Linked DNA regions of Homo sapiens: region 2 is linked to region 1. A link is a loop called in an ENCODE intact Hi-C map of the cell type or tissue named here. Cell type or tissue: dorsolateral prefrontal cortex. All regions are shown on one strand.

Region 1 (8,000 bases):
GGTTGGGCTAGGCAGAGGAAAAGGACTTTCTGGTGGAGAAATGCATACAAGTGCAGGCCTGGAGAGAGAAAAGACAAGATGCATGAAACCAGAAAAGGAGTTGGGTTGCAGAGGCCTCTGCTTCCCCAGACAGAGGCCAAAGCCAGCCCCTGTGCTGTCTTTTCTGGGAAGCGTGGGAGGAGCCGTGGCAGGACTCCTGGCCTGACGGGCCGGGGCAGCCTGCTCTGAGGTCTGGCACGCCTGGCGGCTCAGCAGCCCACCCTGTGCCCTCAGGCCTGGCTCTGGCCTTAATGTTGTGGGTGGTTGGGGAGGACGCAGAGCCTTGGGAAGGCCTCCAGGGCTGCCAGGCGCCTGCCGCTGTTGGGGCAGGGTGCAGCAAGGCAGAAACAGCCCAGCCCAGGCTGCGACTGTGAGACCCAGGAAGACAAGGAAGTGCTGGTCCGCCAGCCCCGGGGCAGCGCAGCATTCCGTGGAGCCAGAGTACTTCCTGGCATGCCCACCCTGGGCTCTCGGGAACACAGCCTCCATCTTAAGTCTCAGGCTGATCCTCAGAGTCCAATCCTTGTCCTCCCAGCTCGCTCGAGGGAAGGCTGGGAGGCAGCCAGGGGCATCACGGCGTGGACACACTTCAGTGGTACAGTGGGCAGGGCTGGGGAGCTGCCGGCTCATACTGGGCCCTGCTGCCCCCGCCACATGAATAGAATTCATCAAGTCCAGGAGCGAGTGACTCAGAAATGGCCTCCCTCACCCCCAAAAAAGTGCATTGAGAGAAAGTGTGGGAGGAAGCTGGAGGACACGCAGACGGGCAGTAGCAATGAAGAGGAGGGGGGCTCGGGAGAACTCAGTGAGCACTTCCTACGTGAGGCCACTCAGCACATATTCACATGAAATATCTTAATGAGATCCCCACAACAAGGCTTTTAGATAGACCATGTTGGCCCTTTTCACAGATAGAGACAGGTCCAGAGAGGTTAAACAACTTTGCTCAAGGATAGACATCTATTATGAGGCAAGTAAAGCTAGCATTTGAACGCAGGGCCTGCTAATTCCAAAGCCTTGCTCCTAACCAGGGTGCTATGACTTTCCCATTGTCTTCCACCTGAGGGAGGGATGCTTTAATATCTCCAGGCGTTTGAACGGCACATCTGCATAGCAAGCACCTCCCTGACAATGGCCACCTTGGGGCTGGGGTCCTAACGAGTGGAAAACAGAAGGCAGCTCCTGCAGGGAAGATAGGGCCCTTGAACCATCCCTGCCCCCAGCAGCCAGAAGTCAGAAGATCTGGGTTCAAAATCCTGCTTGACAATTTAAGAAGATATAGGAAGTGCTGGAAGAGGCGGGGAACAGGAGCCATTCACGGAAGTGAGCAGAGAGGCTGGGACCCTTCCCCATGACAGCCTCTTGGGGGTAGGCAGGGCTGGAGAGCAGCGGGAGGGAAAGGAGGAAAGGTGACCATCACATTTCCCTCCCCCTCTCCAAAGCCTCCCCCTCCCTGGTCGGCCATTCTTCCCACTGGCTAGGCCTGGCACAGCCCAGAGTGTAGGGAGGAAGAACGAAGAGAGAAAACAGTGTCCTCGTCCCAGGTTTCTTCTGGCCTCTCCTTCCCTGAAAGTCACCAGGGTCTCCCAGCATGGATGGGGTGACATATAGTGCGGCACACATATGTTTCTGAGAGCATGGCCAACGTGCCTGCGCCCAAGAAAGGGGCTGGGGACCAGCAAAGTAGGGAGGAGACCTGGGCATGTGTGTAGCTGTGAGCTCATGAGGAGTCAGTGAGGTCACAGTGCCCACTTGCCAGTGATGGGCCCAGTGGCAGGGAGGGCGTGGACACGGAAAAGGCAAATGGCCACTTACCCTCACCCCTTCCCAGGCCCCAGCCCAGGTCTTACCGCCCCAGCACCTAGGACAGCCACGGCCTGAGAAGGAACCCAAGATGGCTGCAGACCAGGGGTTAGGAGCCCGTCTGTTCTGGTTCCTCAGGGCCCTTTGGCCTTGAACATTTGGTAGAGCCCGTTAAAATTAAAAAGCCAAGAGGCTGGTGGCTCTGAATGCCAGCTCGTTTTTCCCTGGCACGGCGGGTCCTGTTTAAGGGAACCAGCTGGTATTAATGGCACACAGCTCATCACAAACAGCAGCTAGCGATCAGAAAAATCAGAGCTAATAATCGGGTTCAGGAAAGATAATGAGATGTGGAACAATTACTGCTGAGGGTCCCCCAGGATCTGTTTTAACAGCATCCAAATAAGCCACAAAATAGAAATTAACCAAACAGGAGCTCCATTTTGGTAGATGGGGAAAACAAACAGGGTGTGGATTTTGCACAAGAATTTCTTATATGGCCAGCAGACAGGGCTTCTTGGAAAACCAGGGCTCAGGCCCCACAGGACATCAGCAACATCCTGAAGGAGGGAATAGGCCTTCTTGACCACCTATCTCCAAGGTCTGGCTACTGGGCCAGTGAATTTGCCATGAGCAGCTGACAGGAGACCAGGGGAAAAGGAGGGAAGGCCGGCTTCCTGATAGTCCCCACGGAGATGGGAACAGGGCTGACCAGCACCAGGAGCTATGGGTGGGGTGGGAGCTTCATGACACCAAATCTTTAGTGTCATGAGCTACACAGCTGGTGGCTGTAGCCTTAAGTACCAAGGGCTTTCCGGGCCAACAACAGGCCAGCAAGGAGACACTGGATGAGGCTGGAAGAATGCCTGCATCCCTCTCCCCGCATCTGTGCCCCCACTGCAGCCTGAATATCCATTGCCTGGAGGATGCCTCTGTGTCCAAGGGCTCTAGGCACTCCAGCTTCTCGCACCCCAAATGAAGGTTGTCTCGTTCTTCCTCACCCACACCCCAGCCTCCTCGCCCATTTCCAGCTCTGCTTCTCATGCCAGAGACCTCACAGCGTTCTGGGCAGGAGCCTCCTGGGGCCCACGTGTAACCATGGCTCCCTGGTGCATCTCCCGGATGTCATGAATGCAGCTGTTTGCTCTCCCTGCTCCCAACACTCAGCACGCAGCCTCTGTCCCTGGATGACAGTGCACCTCCTAACCAGGCCCCCTGTTTCCACTCTTGCCCCCATCCATCTGCTCTCTACAGCAGTCGGAGTGAAGTCTGAAAACATGGCGACTTGCTTAAAGCCTTCGGTGACACTGGAGGAGCCACACGGCCCTGCGGGACTGCCTGGCTTGCTTGCAAGGCTCTGGCTACCTGTATGAGGAGGTGCCGTGAGGGAGTGGGCCCAAGGGTCATGAAGGCTCCTGAGGAAGGGGATGCCTGCCTGAGCCCTGAATAGGAGGCTAGGAAGGGAGCAGGGCTCAGCCAAGGATCAGAAGCATGAAATACCAGGTTGTCTGCGGGGTACTCAGACGACAGTCTACAGACTCTATTGCATCAGTCATTATGGGGGTCCAAATAGCCCTGAAGAACAATGGAGTAAGGGGCACGCCTAAAAGGAGGGCCCCTCTTGGGTGGTAGATAATAATGTAACCAAGGTTAGGGGTTTGTGAGGGCACCGGGGGCAAGGGTGGGGGAAGGTCAAGGAATTGCTGAAGTACCAAAAATATCCACCAGAGGGCACACTTAGTAGCACACATTGGTAGTCAAGTGGACCCAAGACCCTCCATGGAGGTCAATTGTTCCCCAACCCCAGCCAGCCTGCCGCTTGGCAATGGGGTCAGCAGCAAAGTAGCCAAGTAGCTGGGACAGAGCTCTGCACAGGCTAAAACATCAGTTGCTCCAGCTGTGACCAAGTGGCTTGTTTGCTGGCAACAGTGACCAATCCTGACCCCTGAACCATGCCCCACAAGGGCCAGGGGGCTGCTGGGAAATCAATTACATCAGACCCCTTCTACATGGGAGGGGGCAACAACTTGTCCTACCTAGAAAAGACACAGAGCTGCTTTCTGTGTCTGACTCACACTGCCAGCATCACCATCTGCAGGCTTCTGAACACTGCAGATTCTCTACAGGGTCCATGAGATGGACCCTCCAAACCCAAAGCCACCCCCTGAACACAGCAAGACAATAGTCTGGTCCAGGATTCCCAGGTGCTGTCGTCCCCCTACCTCTCTCCAGCCTGGAGAAGAACAGAAGGGCCTGAGGTACACCCTCCACCACAGAGCCAGCCAGGCCCTGTCTTATAGGCGGCAGGGCATGCTCTGGGCCAGGGACAAATATATGCCGCTGACTTGACTATAGCCAGAAAACACAGGCCCAGGAACTAAGTATGAAGGTGAGCAGAGGGTTGAACTCTGTTATACCTAAAGAACCTCTCAAAAAATGTCTCCCAGTCCCCACTGCTCTCAGGGTACCTGGGGAAGGACTTGTCTGCCAGGAGGCGGCACGGTAATAGCTCCTCCAACCTAGAAGCTGAGAACACCACTCGGCTTCTCCCACCTCCTTATGCCACAGGGGGTGCAGCAGGAAAAAGGAAAAAGGGGTCTCTGTGTGTGATTAAGCCTGGGTAGGCCCTGTCACTTACTTCACCTCCATGCCTCAGTATCCTCGTCTGTAAAATGAGGATGAACACCTAAACAATGCCTGGCGTGCTGTAGGCACTCCAGAAGTGCTAGCCATTATTACTAATCTCATGACTACTTTCCAGTCTGACTATCCAGGGACACAGAGTTGTCAGTAAGCAATGGGAACTGGAAGGTGTATGGGTTCAGCACAGGGATCCCCTGGAACCCCTTCTTCTATGCCAGTGTCTGGTAGTGAAGGTTAACAGCCACTGCATCCTACACAGAAGGGACCCCCCAGGGCCCAGAACCTTTGAGAATGGAGCTCAGCATTGCCCCAACAGGGAAAGACCTCAGCCAGCTAAGAGGTCTGGGGACAGCTAAGGGTGTGAGGAATGGGCGTGAAGTGCCTCTCATCATGTGGCTCCCCCAGGCAGCTCCTGACTGGTCCCACAGCACTTCATCCCTGAGTCTTCCTCTCCAGCCCCACGTCCACCCTCATTCAGGCCCCTTGTCCATGAGGGTGGCCCCACCCCTTCTCCTCCAGCCCACTTCCACCTGCACCATCTGCGACACCCAGGTTCCCGAGCCCAGGCAGGGCTCCAGGCATGGCCTCCTTCCACCTGAGCAAGGCACTCATGGCACCTCTTGACTGGCCCTGATCCTCCTCCACTCACGATCACCATCACTCCCTACCCGGTGGCCGCCCTCCTGTTCTGAGCCCGGAGTTGGTCATGCTCTCCTGTGCACCTCTGCTTGTACGGTGCCCTCTCTCTGGAACACCCACCCTGCCTGCCCCTGGCTCTCTCCATTCTGTCCTACGAGTCAGCCCTGTGTGAAGTAGGGGCCCCTCCCTGCTCCCACCACACCCTGGGGTCACCTTCATCATAATTCTGATTATACCACAGAGCCTTCTAGCTTCCCCTCTCAGTGCCTTGAAAGATATACCAGTCCCTGAAGCCCCCAGCACCTGCAAAGTACCCGCACATCACAGTCCCCCGATGGGAGTCAATGTCTCTTACTTCCTCTCACCCTCGTGTAGCCGGGGCCCAGGGAGGGCCGCCCACAGAAGTGCTTAATGCAAACTCTTGAACTAAAAAACAGTGAGGATTGAGAGAGGCTTCCTTTGTTAAAAGACAGCAAACTGTTAGATTTCAAAAATAACTTAAGACGGGATTTCTTTTTTATTCTCAAGCAAGCAGCCAGACATTGCCAAATCTATTTAGAAGGTTCACCAAGAGGCTGCTAATCCCACCCTGGTGGTCCTGCAACCAGCAGGAGTCTTCACTTGGGGGCATGCAAACTGGGGATCCCTGACTCCAGGGTTGCTGGCCAAGGTCAGGGCTCCTCTGAGTGGGGCAGGGAGCTCTTCAGGGCCCCCAGAGGAGGCTGGCCTCCACTCCAGTTTGCCCTCTGTCCCAAGGACCTGCTTGCAGCCTGTCGGCCCCCATCCATGCCGCCTGCTTGTAGGGACTCGTTTTAATTAATGCCAGAGCTGGGCCAACCACTGGGGCCGTGACACTTGTTTGCAGGTCATCTCCTCCTAACAGGCTTGCCCTGGGAGGGGATTTGTCACTAATTGAAACAGAGATCAGTTAATGAGGCTGTAGGACCTGGGGTTCCAGAGAACAAGGGAAAGGAAAATAAAATAAAGCCTCTTTCTTCAGAGGTTTTGTGACTTACACACACAAAAGAAAAGCAAGCAAGCTGCCGATTTTCCAAGTCAGAAACTCCACTCCATCTGCCGGAGTTAGACGCTCACTGTGTGAAGACGTCAGGCGGAGGGACGCCGCCACCACTAGGACTCGCAGATCGGAGGGGCCTCAAGGCCAGCGATCAATCAGTGGCCTAATTAATAAGTATTTATGGGGCAGTGCCCTGTGCTCCTCTCCATGGGGGAGAAGCCATGGTGCCCGTCCCTGGTTAACTTGTAATCCAGTGGGGATGAGGCTCAGACTGCAGAACACTAAGGGGACAGGGACACAGTGCGACTGAGTGTGAGTGGGGAGGACAGGAGTTTCCAGGACTTGTGAGGAGGGAGAGTGCTATGGGCTGGAATGGTTGGGGAAAGCCTTTCGAGGGGTGCTGGAGCTCACAGGGAGGAGAAAGGAGGGAGTCCCCAGCACAGGCACAGCCCCGCGTGAGGCCCCAGCCCCTGCCCAGCAAGAGCTCAGCTCTGGGAACCCCAGAGGGCTCCAAGTCCCCCAGTAACTCTGTCTTCAGAACCCATACCCCACAAATCTGTGCTAGGTTTGCCCTGGCAAGTGGTTGGGACGGAGCGGCTGATGGTCCCTCAGGTGGGGCAGTGAGGACTGGACACACAGAGGGCTCGGAGCTCTCAGAAAAAGCTGAGTTTTGTTTTTTTTTTTTTTTTTTTGAGACAGGGTTTTGCTCTGTCGCCCAGTCTGGAGTGCAGGGGCACAATCGTGGCTCACTGCAGCCTCGACCTTCCAGGCTCAAATGATTCTCCCACCTCAGCCTCCCAGGTAGCTGGGACTACAGGTGTGCACCACCACACCTAATTTTTTTTGTATTTTTTGTAGAGATGGGGTTTTGCTATGTTACTCAGGCTGAGAAGCTGATTCTTGTTCTCTGAGCCCCAGGCCTGCAGGTGAAGGAAGTCCACCAGGACAATGATCCCCTTCACTCAGGCCTTTCCATTCAAGGCCACTCAGCATCCTTCCCTATGTAGCCTCCTCCTCTCACCTTGCCCCTGAGTCTCAAAAAAAGGAAGGGGATTTTTGAGCTGCTAAGCTAAGCAGACCATCAGCTCCTCTCATCACAAGGAACAAGGAGGAGGTGACAAGAGTTCTTTCTCCCACTCAGGGGAGCCTTTGGCCTTCACCCACCAAGTCCCCAGTATCAGGGACCCCCAATTTGTCTGACTCCCAAATGAAGTCTCCTGCTGGGCTGCAGGACAAGCTGGGTGGCAGGTCAGCAGTCTCTTGGTGAGCCACCTGAATGTCTCACTTCTTGCTTTTGTGAAGACATAAGGATTTGGGAAAGAGATCTTGGGCATGAAATGGGACATCCCACTTCACAGCTATTTGGAGATGACTTGGTCTATGTGGGAGTGAAATAAATGAGGCCATTTCAGGACAACCCCAAGTCCCTCCTTTAGAAGAATGGTGAATTAAATTGTGGCGTATGGTACAATGGGTAATTATACAGCCGTGAACAGTTATTATACAGTATTTACTTAATGGCACTGGAAAGATGAGCAAAGGGGGTTTTACCAAAAGGTTATTGTATGTGAATTCTTCATTATATGTGAATGTTTTCTTTTTCATTAGAGATAAGATCTTGCTATGCTGCCCAACATGGCCATAAGCAATCCTCCCAACTCAGCCTCCTGAGTAGCTGGGATTACAGGGGCACACCAGCTTGCCCAGCTGAATGGTTTTGGGGTTTTTTAATTTCTTAAATTTTTTATTATTTATTTATTTTTTTTTTTTCTGGAGATGGAGTCTCACTCTGTCGCCCAGGCTGGAGTGCAGTGGCGTGATCTCGGCTCACTGCAACTTCTGCCTCCCAGGTTCAAGCGAT
Region 2 (8,000 bases), 160 kb after region 1:
CTCACTCCTGCAATCCCAGCACTTTGGGAGGCTGAGGTGGGTGGATCATGAGGTCAGGAGATAAGACCATCCCGGCTAACATGGTGAAACCCCGTCTCTACTAAAAATACAAAAAATTAGCCAGGCGTGGTGGCAGGCGCCTGTAGTCACAGCTACTTGGGAGGTTGAGGCAGGAGAATGGCATGAACCCGGGAGGTGGAGCTTGCAGTGAGCTGAGATCGCGCCACTGCACTCCAGCCTGGGCGATAGAGCAAGACTCCATCTCAAAAAAAAAAAAAAAAAAAGAAAAGTTGTATCGTCTATAAAGATACAACTATTGAACTGACTTTCTCAACAGCAAGCGCAGAAAACAGAAGATAATAGAATAGGCCAGGCATGGTGGCTCACGTCTGTAATCCCAGAACTTTGGGAGGCTGAGGCAGGCAAATCACCTGAGGTTGGGAGCTTGAGACTAACCTGGCCAACATGGTGAAACACTGTCTCTACTAAAAATACAAAAATTAACCCAGTGTGGTGGTGCATACCTGTAATCCCAGCCAAGATCCCACCATTGTACTCCAGCCTGGGCAAGAGAGTGAGACTCTGTCTCAGGAGCAAAACAAAAACAAAACAAAAAACAAAAACAGAACACAACAGAATAATACAGGACTAAGAGAAAGGGCTAAGTCAAAGGACTAAGAGAAAATAACTGTCACACTAGAATCATATATTCAGCAAAACCAACTTTGAAGAATAAGGTGAATTAAGGACATATCCAGATAAACAGAAACTGATTTAGCACCAATAAACCTGTCCTAAAGAACTGCCAAGGAATATTCTTCAGGAAGAAGGAAAATGATCTTCCTTCAGGAAGAAGGAAAATGAAGGAATGTCAGAGATTCAAGAAGGAATGGTGAGCAAATCAACTGGTAACATGTAGGTAAACAAATGTTGCCTGTATTGAGTAATTATGGTATTTTTGATCTTTTGAACTTTTGATGTTTTTTAATCACTTGTTACTGGTAAGTAGGAGAACTGTTGATTTTTATATGTTAATCTTGTATGTGGTCACTTAATTATCTTGTTAGTTATAATAGTTTTTCTGTTAACTCTCTTTTCTAGGTACATAGTACAGTAACAGCATCTGCAAATAATGATATTTTTAGTTGTGTTTTGGTCAAGTAGTTAATAAAGGAAAGTTTCCAGTGGGTGAATTCCAGTTAATAATTCCAAATGTATACTTTTTTTTTTTTTTTTTTTGAGATGGAGTCTCGCTCTGTCATCCAGACTGGAGTGCAGTGGTGCGATCTCGGCTCACTGCAACCTCTGCCTCCTGGGTTCAAGCAATTCTCCTGACTCAGCCTCCCAAGTAGCTGGGATTACAGGTGCCCACCACCATGCCCAGCTATTTTTTGTATTTTTAGTAGAGATGGGTTTTCGCCATGTTACCCAGGCTGGTTTTGAACTCCTGACCTCAGGTGATCCCCTGCTTTGGCCTCCCAAAGTGCTGGGGGATTACAGGCATGAGCCACCGCGCCTGGCCCAGAAGGTATACTTTCTTTTGTCTTGTTGTCTTAGTAGACCCTTCAGTATAATGTTGAATAATAGCAATGACAGTGGACATTTATGTGTCGGTCTTAGATTTTGTGAGAATGCTTTCACTATTTCACCATTAAGTATGCAATTGATTTCTGATTGTTTCCCTTTGTCATGTTAAGGTTTTTTTCTAATCCTAGCTTGCTAAAGTTTAATGAATTCTACTGAAAGCTGAGGTCCTATGTGGTTCAACATAGATACAGAGTCCTATTCAAATATGTGTTATTTGGCTTCCAAACAGAAATCAAAAAGAAATTCAACTTATACTCCACTAGAACACACTTTTCAAGACCCATTTGATTTCCCTCTCCCAGTTCTCTTTTACCCTAGAGCTCTTCTGGAAACCCTCATACTTAAGCCCCAATGCAGGGACCCCGCCCCACCCCACATGGACTTCCTTTCTCTAACTACCCCGTCAACACACCTGTTTATATTGTATAGATAAACTTCGTTTTTCTGGCTGAAGGCCCCACCTTCCCTCCAGCCTCTTAATTTTGTCTGTTTTCCCACTCTGGACCATACATGATAAAAGATCCTGGGACCAGATTGGCAAAGTTTCTTTAGAGGGCGGGCAAGTGGACACATTTTTTTTTTTTTTTTTTTTTTTAAGACGGTGTCTTGCTATGTCACCCAGGCTGGAGTGCAGTGGTGCCATCTCGGCTCACTGCAACCTCTGCCTCCCAGGTTCAAGTGATACTCCTGCCTCAGCCTCCTGAGTAGCTGGGACTACAGGTGTCCGCCACCACACCCAGCTAATTTTTGTATTTTTAGTAGATACGGGGTTTTGCCATGTTTGCCAGGCTGGTCTCTAATTCCTGACCTCAAGTGATCCACCCACCTTGGCCTCCCAAAGTGCTGGGATTACAGGCGTGAGCCATCACGCCCGGCTTCATCCACTTTTAGACTCTCCTGCCCCTTGCATTCACCACACGCTCCCTTGGGTTCTCTCCCACCTCTCTGGTATATACACCCCCAGTCCCTCCCATGCTGATGCTCCCCAGTGCTTCTGCCTTGGACCTGCCTTTATCCCGAAACCTGGGAACTCTCAGCCACTTCATAGCTTGCATGGTTGCACACAAAATGATTATCCCAAATCTGCATATTTAACCCCAACCTTTCCCCAGAGCTCCAGAATTATTTATCAATTGCCAGTACACATCTCCTACAGGATGTCCTCAGGACCTCACGTTCCACAAAACCCTACTCACTTTCCCTGACCGCCACCACACGGCCCCTCTTCTGTATTCCTATCCGAGTTCTGGATGTCATCCAGGAGACAAAGGTGGAAGTCAGCTCCCCAGGCCCTCACAGTTGCTCCCCACATGCAATGGCTTATCAGAACTTTCCCATCACATCCAAACTCCTATCCCGGCTCCATCCCCGCTGTCACGGTCTTTGTACAACACTGATTGCCTCCTACCAGGTCTCATGCTCCAGCCTCCTGCCTGGTCTCCTGACTGGGGCTTGCAGTCTTCTGGCGCTACCCCTCTGTTCCGCTGCCACTGGAACGTGCGCCCCCAAGTCCCCACCAGGCAACTTCCGCAGGGCGCAGTGATGAACCGAGGGCGCCCTCTGCTGCTGTCCCAGAACTCCCACTCCAGTGAGCAGCTCGGCTCCCGGAGGCGCTGCCAGATCAGGGTTCTGACTTCCTTCTCTCCAAGAAATCAGGTCGCTTGGCTCCAGCCAGGAAGGCCGCCCCCATTGCGGGCTGCGAGCAGTGAGAAAGTCGGTCATCATTCCTTTCCCAGACCCAGGTCAACCTCACTGCCCCCACTGATCCACAAGACGCACGGCCCTCCCTCCCCTAGCTCACAGCCTGAGGGGTACCTCCCGAAAGCAGAAGACCCCCACGCCCCTGGGCTCAGTCAGACTGAGCCAGTGTGAGGGGGGTGCAGCCTGCCGGACCTGGACTCTGGGAGTGGACAGCTGTCACCTGTCCTTCGGGTGCTTAGAAAGAGTTGCTCCTTCGGATGCAGCCCTGAGGACGTGCAACTCAAAAGGCGCTCTTCCTCCTGGATGGAAGGGGGAACGCCTGGGGGACAGCGTGAAGTCCCGCAGCGCGACGCCCTGAAAGCAGCCTGGATTTCATTCTCCCGTAGCATCTTATTTTATTTTATTTTATTTTTTGACGGAGTCTTGCTCTATCGCCCAGGCTGGAGTGCAGTTGCGCAATCTGGGCTCACTGCAACCTCCACCTCCCGGGTTCACACCATTCTCCTGCCTCAGCCTCCCGAGTAGCTGGGACTACAGGCGCCGGCCACCGCGCCCGGCTAATTTTTTTGTAGCTTTAGTAGAGACGGGGTTTCACCGTGTTAGCCAGGATGGTCTCGATCTCCTGACCTCGGGATCCACCTACCTCGGCCTCCCAAAGTGCTGGGATTACAGGCGAGAGCCACCGCGCCCGGCCTCCCGTAGCATCTCATTAAGGTGTCCTGGGTTCACACCTCTGCCGCTTCTAAAATGGATCCCATAGCCTCATGGAGAGATAAACAAGTAACAAACGCGAAGATGGTGGAAGGAGGCCAACAGACTCCTTTTAGAAGATAAAGTCATCTGGATGTGGTGGTTGATTAAAGTCACTAAATAAATGTTAATATTTATTGACTGCTCCTGAGTGCCAGGCTCTGTGTGGAGTCTGAGGAAGAGGGGGGAGTCTCCCCCAAGCTTCTAGCCTGAGAAACTGATGGGAACAGGGAAGAACAGATTGAGTGAGGCTAGGGGTGTGCGATGATGGGTCCTGCGTGGGACAAGCTGAGTGTGTGGGGTGTTTCCCAGCGAGGGGCTCATTAGGTGGCTGCTATTCAGGTTAGCACTAGGGGGGACAGCAGGGAGCTGATGGGATCTGTTGGGAGCCCTCGACAGACAGAGGTCACTGAAGCCATGGGGGTGAGCCAGCCCCCAGAGAGGGAGTGTAGAGTGAGGAGAGGACAACAGAGCCAAACCTGAAGGTCACTGGCTCTGAAGCACAGGAGCCCACAGAGGAGCAGTTAGACAGGTAGGGAGAGAGTGTGTGACCTGGAAACCCAGAGACAGTGCTTCAGGAAGGAGCAATGGCATGGCGTCCTTGAGTAATAAGGGACCTGAGAAGTGTCTGTTACCTTAGCCACAAGGAGATCAGGAGAACACTTCTGCTCAATGGAGGAAGGCAAAAGGTTGACCAGTGTTCAAGAAAGGTGGAACCAGAGTTTAGGAGTGAGAAAGGGGCAAAGAGGGGTGTGGTTTGTTTTAATGGGAGAGACCCGAGGGGGTTTAATTGCAGATGGGAAGGAACCAAAACCTGTGAAGGGAGGTTGCAGAAGAAGGACAAAAGAAGGGTGATTGAATAGCTAGTCTAACATGTGGGCAAAAGTCATGTGGTTTAAGATAAGATGGAATTACTTACATGTCCAATAAGGGATTGGTTAGGCTAAATAAATGCCTAACAAGATGAGATTTATTACAAAATGATGTTCTAACAGTAAGTAACTAACTGGAACAAACATATCTAATGATATAATCTTAAATATTTTCTTTTTTATGTTTTATCATTTTTTTCTATCACGAAGTAATACATACTCATTTCAGCAAAAGTCAGAAAATACCTTACATAAAGAACAACCAGAATTCCAGGCCGGAGGCAGTGGCTCACGCCTGTATCACCACCACATCCACTATATTCTATTTGCTAATATAGAATATTCTATTCTAGAAGATTCTAGAATAGAATGTTTATGTGTGATTATTCTATTAGCAAGTCACTAAGTCCAACCCAAACTCAAGGGGAGTGGAAGTAAGTGCCATCTCCTGAAGGGAGGAGTATCAAATAAATGTGAGATATTTAAAAACTACCACAACATGAGGCAGGAGAATTGCTTGAACCTGGGAGGCGGAGGTTGCAGTGAGCCGAGATCATGCCACTGCACTCCAGCCTGGACGACAAGAGACTCCATCTCAAAAACCAAACCAAACCAAACCAAACCAAACCAAACCAAACCAAAACAAAATAAAACTACCACAACAAAAGATCTCTGAGAAAATACATAAGATACTAATAAAATTTGGTTCCTGTGAGGAAAAGAACTGTGTGGCTGGGAGACGGGAAGAAGGGAGGATTTTACTTTGTACTCACTTTATCTTAAGGATTTCTGAGGCTGGGCAGGTGGCTCTTTTGGGAGGCTGATGCGGGCAGATAGCTTGAGCTCATAAGTTCAAGACCAGCCTGGGCAGCATGGCAAAACTCCATCTCTACAAAAAATACAGAAATTAGCCAGGCATGGTGGTGCATGCCTGAAGTCCCAGTTACTCGGGAGGCTGAGGTGGGAGGATGGCTTGAGCCTAGGAGGCAGAGGTTGCAGTGAGCTGAGATCGTGCCACTGCACTCCAGTCTGGGCAATAGAGCCAGACCTTGTCTCAAAAAAATTTTTAAAAAGTGAATTTTTAACAGTGTAAATCTATTAACTATCCAGAAATAAGTAAATAAATTTTAAATGACTGTGGAATATTTTCTTTTTAAAAAATAAAATTGGCCAGGTGCAGTGGCTCACTCATGCCTGTAATCCCAGCACTTTGGGAGGCCGAGGTGGGTGGATCATCTGAGGTCAGGAGTTTGAGACCAGCCTGGCCAACACGGTGAAACCCCATCTCTACTAAAAATACAAAAACTAGCTGGGCTTGATGGTGGGCACCTGTAACCCCAGCTACTCAGGAGGCTGAGGCAGGAGAATCGCTTGAACTCAGGAGGCGGAGTTTGCAGTGATGGAGATCGTACCACTGCACTCCAGCCTGGGACAGAATGAGACTCCGTCTCTAAATAAATAAATCAATAAAATTGTTATGCTATTCAGCTTGATTTTGGCCAAACTGGTTTCAGTCCAGCGTAGTTGCTAAAATGAGACCTCTGAGAAGGTAAGAATGGCTGGGGTGGGAGCACAGAGGATGGGATTCATGTTAAGAGAGAGGAAAGAAGTTTTGGGGTACAAATTGACAGTATTTCTTTTTTATGCCAACTATTTGTGAAGTGGAGGCTTTCTGGAGGAAGCGGCATTCATCTGAACCACAAAGCCTGGATTGGATTTGGCCTCGCCAAGATGAGGGGTGCCAAGGGGTGATGGCACTCCTCAGCATGAGCTGAGATGAAGATGCGAGAATGAGAGGGTCACACCAAGGACAGCTGGAGGGTGGGGTGCCCATGGGAGGTAGGATGGGCAGGTTGGGCCCCATGCATGGAGGGCCTTGAATGGCAAGTCTGGCATCGGGGCTTTCCTTGGAAGCAGTGAAGGCTTTTGATCAGAGTTGTGTAATTAGAGCAGTGCTCTAGTCCAGCAGTCCCCAAACTTTTGGCACCAGGGACCAGTTTCGTGGAAGACAATTTTTCCATGGATGGAAGGGTAGGGGGGATGGTTTCAGGATGATTCCAGCATGTTACATTTATTATGCATTTTATTTCTATTATTATTACATTGCAATATATAATGAAATAATTATACAACTCACCATAATGTAGAATCAGTGGGAGCCCTGAGCTTGTTTTCCTGCAACTAAAAGGTTCCATCTGGAGGTGATGGGAGACAGTGACAGATCATCATGCATTAGATTCTCATAAGGAACAAGCAACCTAGATCCCTCGCATGCACACTTCACAATAGGGCTCGCGCTCCTATGAGAATCCAAGGCCTCTTATCTGACAGGAGGCAGAGCTTAGGTGGTGATGCTCACTGGCCAACCACTCACCTCCTGCTGTGTGGCCTGGTTCCAAACAGGCCACCAGACCCATACCAGTCAGTGGCCTGGGGGTGAAGACCCCTGCTCTAGGAAGATCAATCTGTGAGCGGAGTGAAGGTTAGATTTGGTAAAGTCTAAAGGCCAGACAACCTGTTATAAGACAATCTCAATGAGTAAGAGGGTGCAAGGGCATTGCCACATACACAGGCTGTAGTCTGCTTGGGACCAAATCCTGAGTCCATCCTTAGCTGTGTTACCAAATCTTCACTATAAAGTGCTAATAGTACATTTCTTGTAAGTTTGTGTGAAATTTACAACTGGTTGGCAATTCTTAACAGTGCCTGGCACACAGTAAATGGTCAGTAAAAGTTATCCTGTATTGTTAAGAGCAGCCCAACCCTAGGGTGGTTGATTATTGGAAAAATTTTGGGAAGGAGAACTTTTGATGACAAATTAGTGGTAGAAGAGAGGGACAACAGTACATTTATGAATATGGGATGAGGGACACAAAGTCTTTCAGGTTCCTAGCAGCATGGCAGCTCCAAAAACAAAGCTGGGGCAGGCAGGTGAGGAACAGCTCTTGGGGGTAACAAGATGCTAAGTCAGCTTTGGGATGTTGGTCTCACAGCATGGGCAGGAAGTTGATCAGAGCTCCAAAAAGACGACATTCTTTCTTACTCTCTCTCACACATACACATTCAGACACATACACAGGCACACATAAA

Evidence for each region. Hi-C counts contacts between places; a loop is a spot of excess contacts. Peaks named below come from ENCODE experiments on the same cell type or tissue, not always from the same donor. Only the 100,000 strongest peaks of a DNase experiment are listed, where the experiment ranks them.
Region 2: it touches region 1 in a loop (3-fold over the local background); 94 of 110 quality-filtered maps call a loop at or near these places.

What each region holds. Positions count from the first base shown.
Region 1 is chr2:72,989,696-72,997,695 of GRCh38, forward strand. The region is part of intron 9 of SFXN5 (sideroflexin 5); the gene reads right to left. Among named protein-coding and RNA genes, the nearest start is that of EMX1, 76 kb to the left of the region's middle. In dorsolateral prefrontal cortex, CTCF peaks have their summits at 3,565 (motif pointing right) and 3,769; DNase peaks (open chromatin) are centred at 326, 646 and 3,616; H3K27ac peaks cover 5,450 bases.
Region 2 is chr2:73,153,643-73,161,642 of GRCh38, forward strand. No RefSeq gene overlaps it. Among named protein-coding and RNA genes, the nearest start is that of RAB11FIP5, 45 kb to the left of the region's middle. In dorsolateral prefrontal cortex, CTCF peaks have their summits at 3,148 (motif pointing left) and 3,347; a DNase peak (open chromatin) is centred at 3,169; H3K4me3 peaks cover 624 bases; H3K27me3 peaks cover 1,189 bases.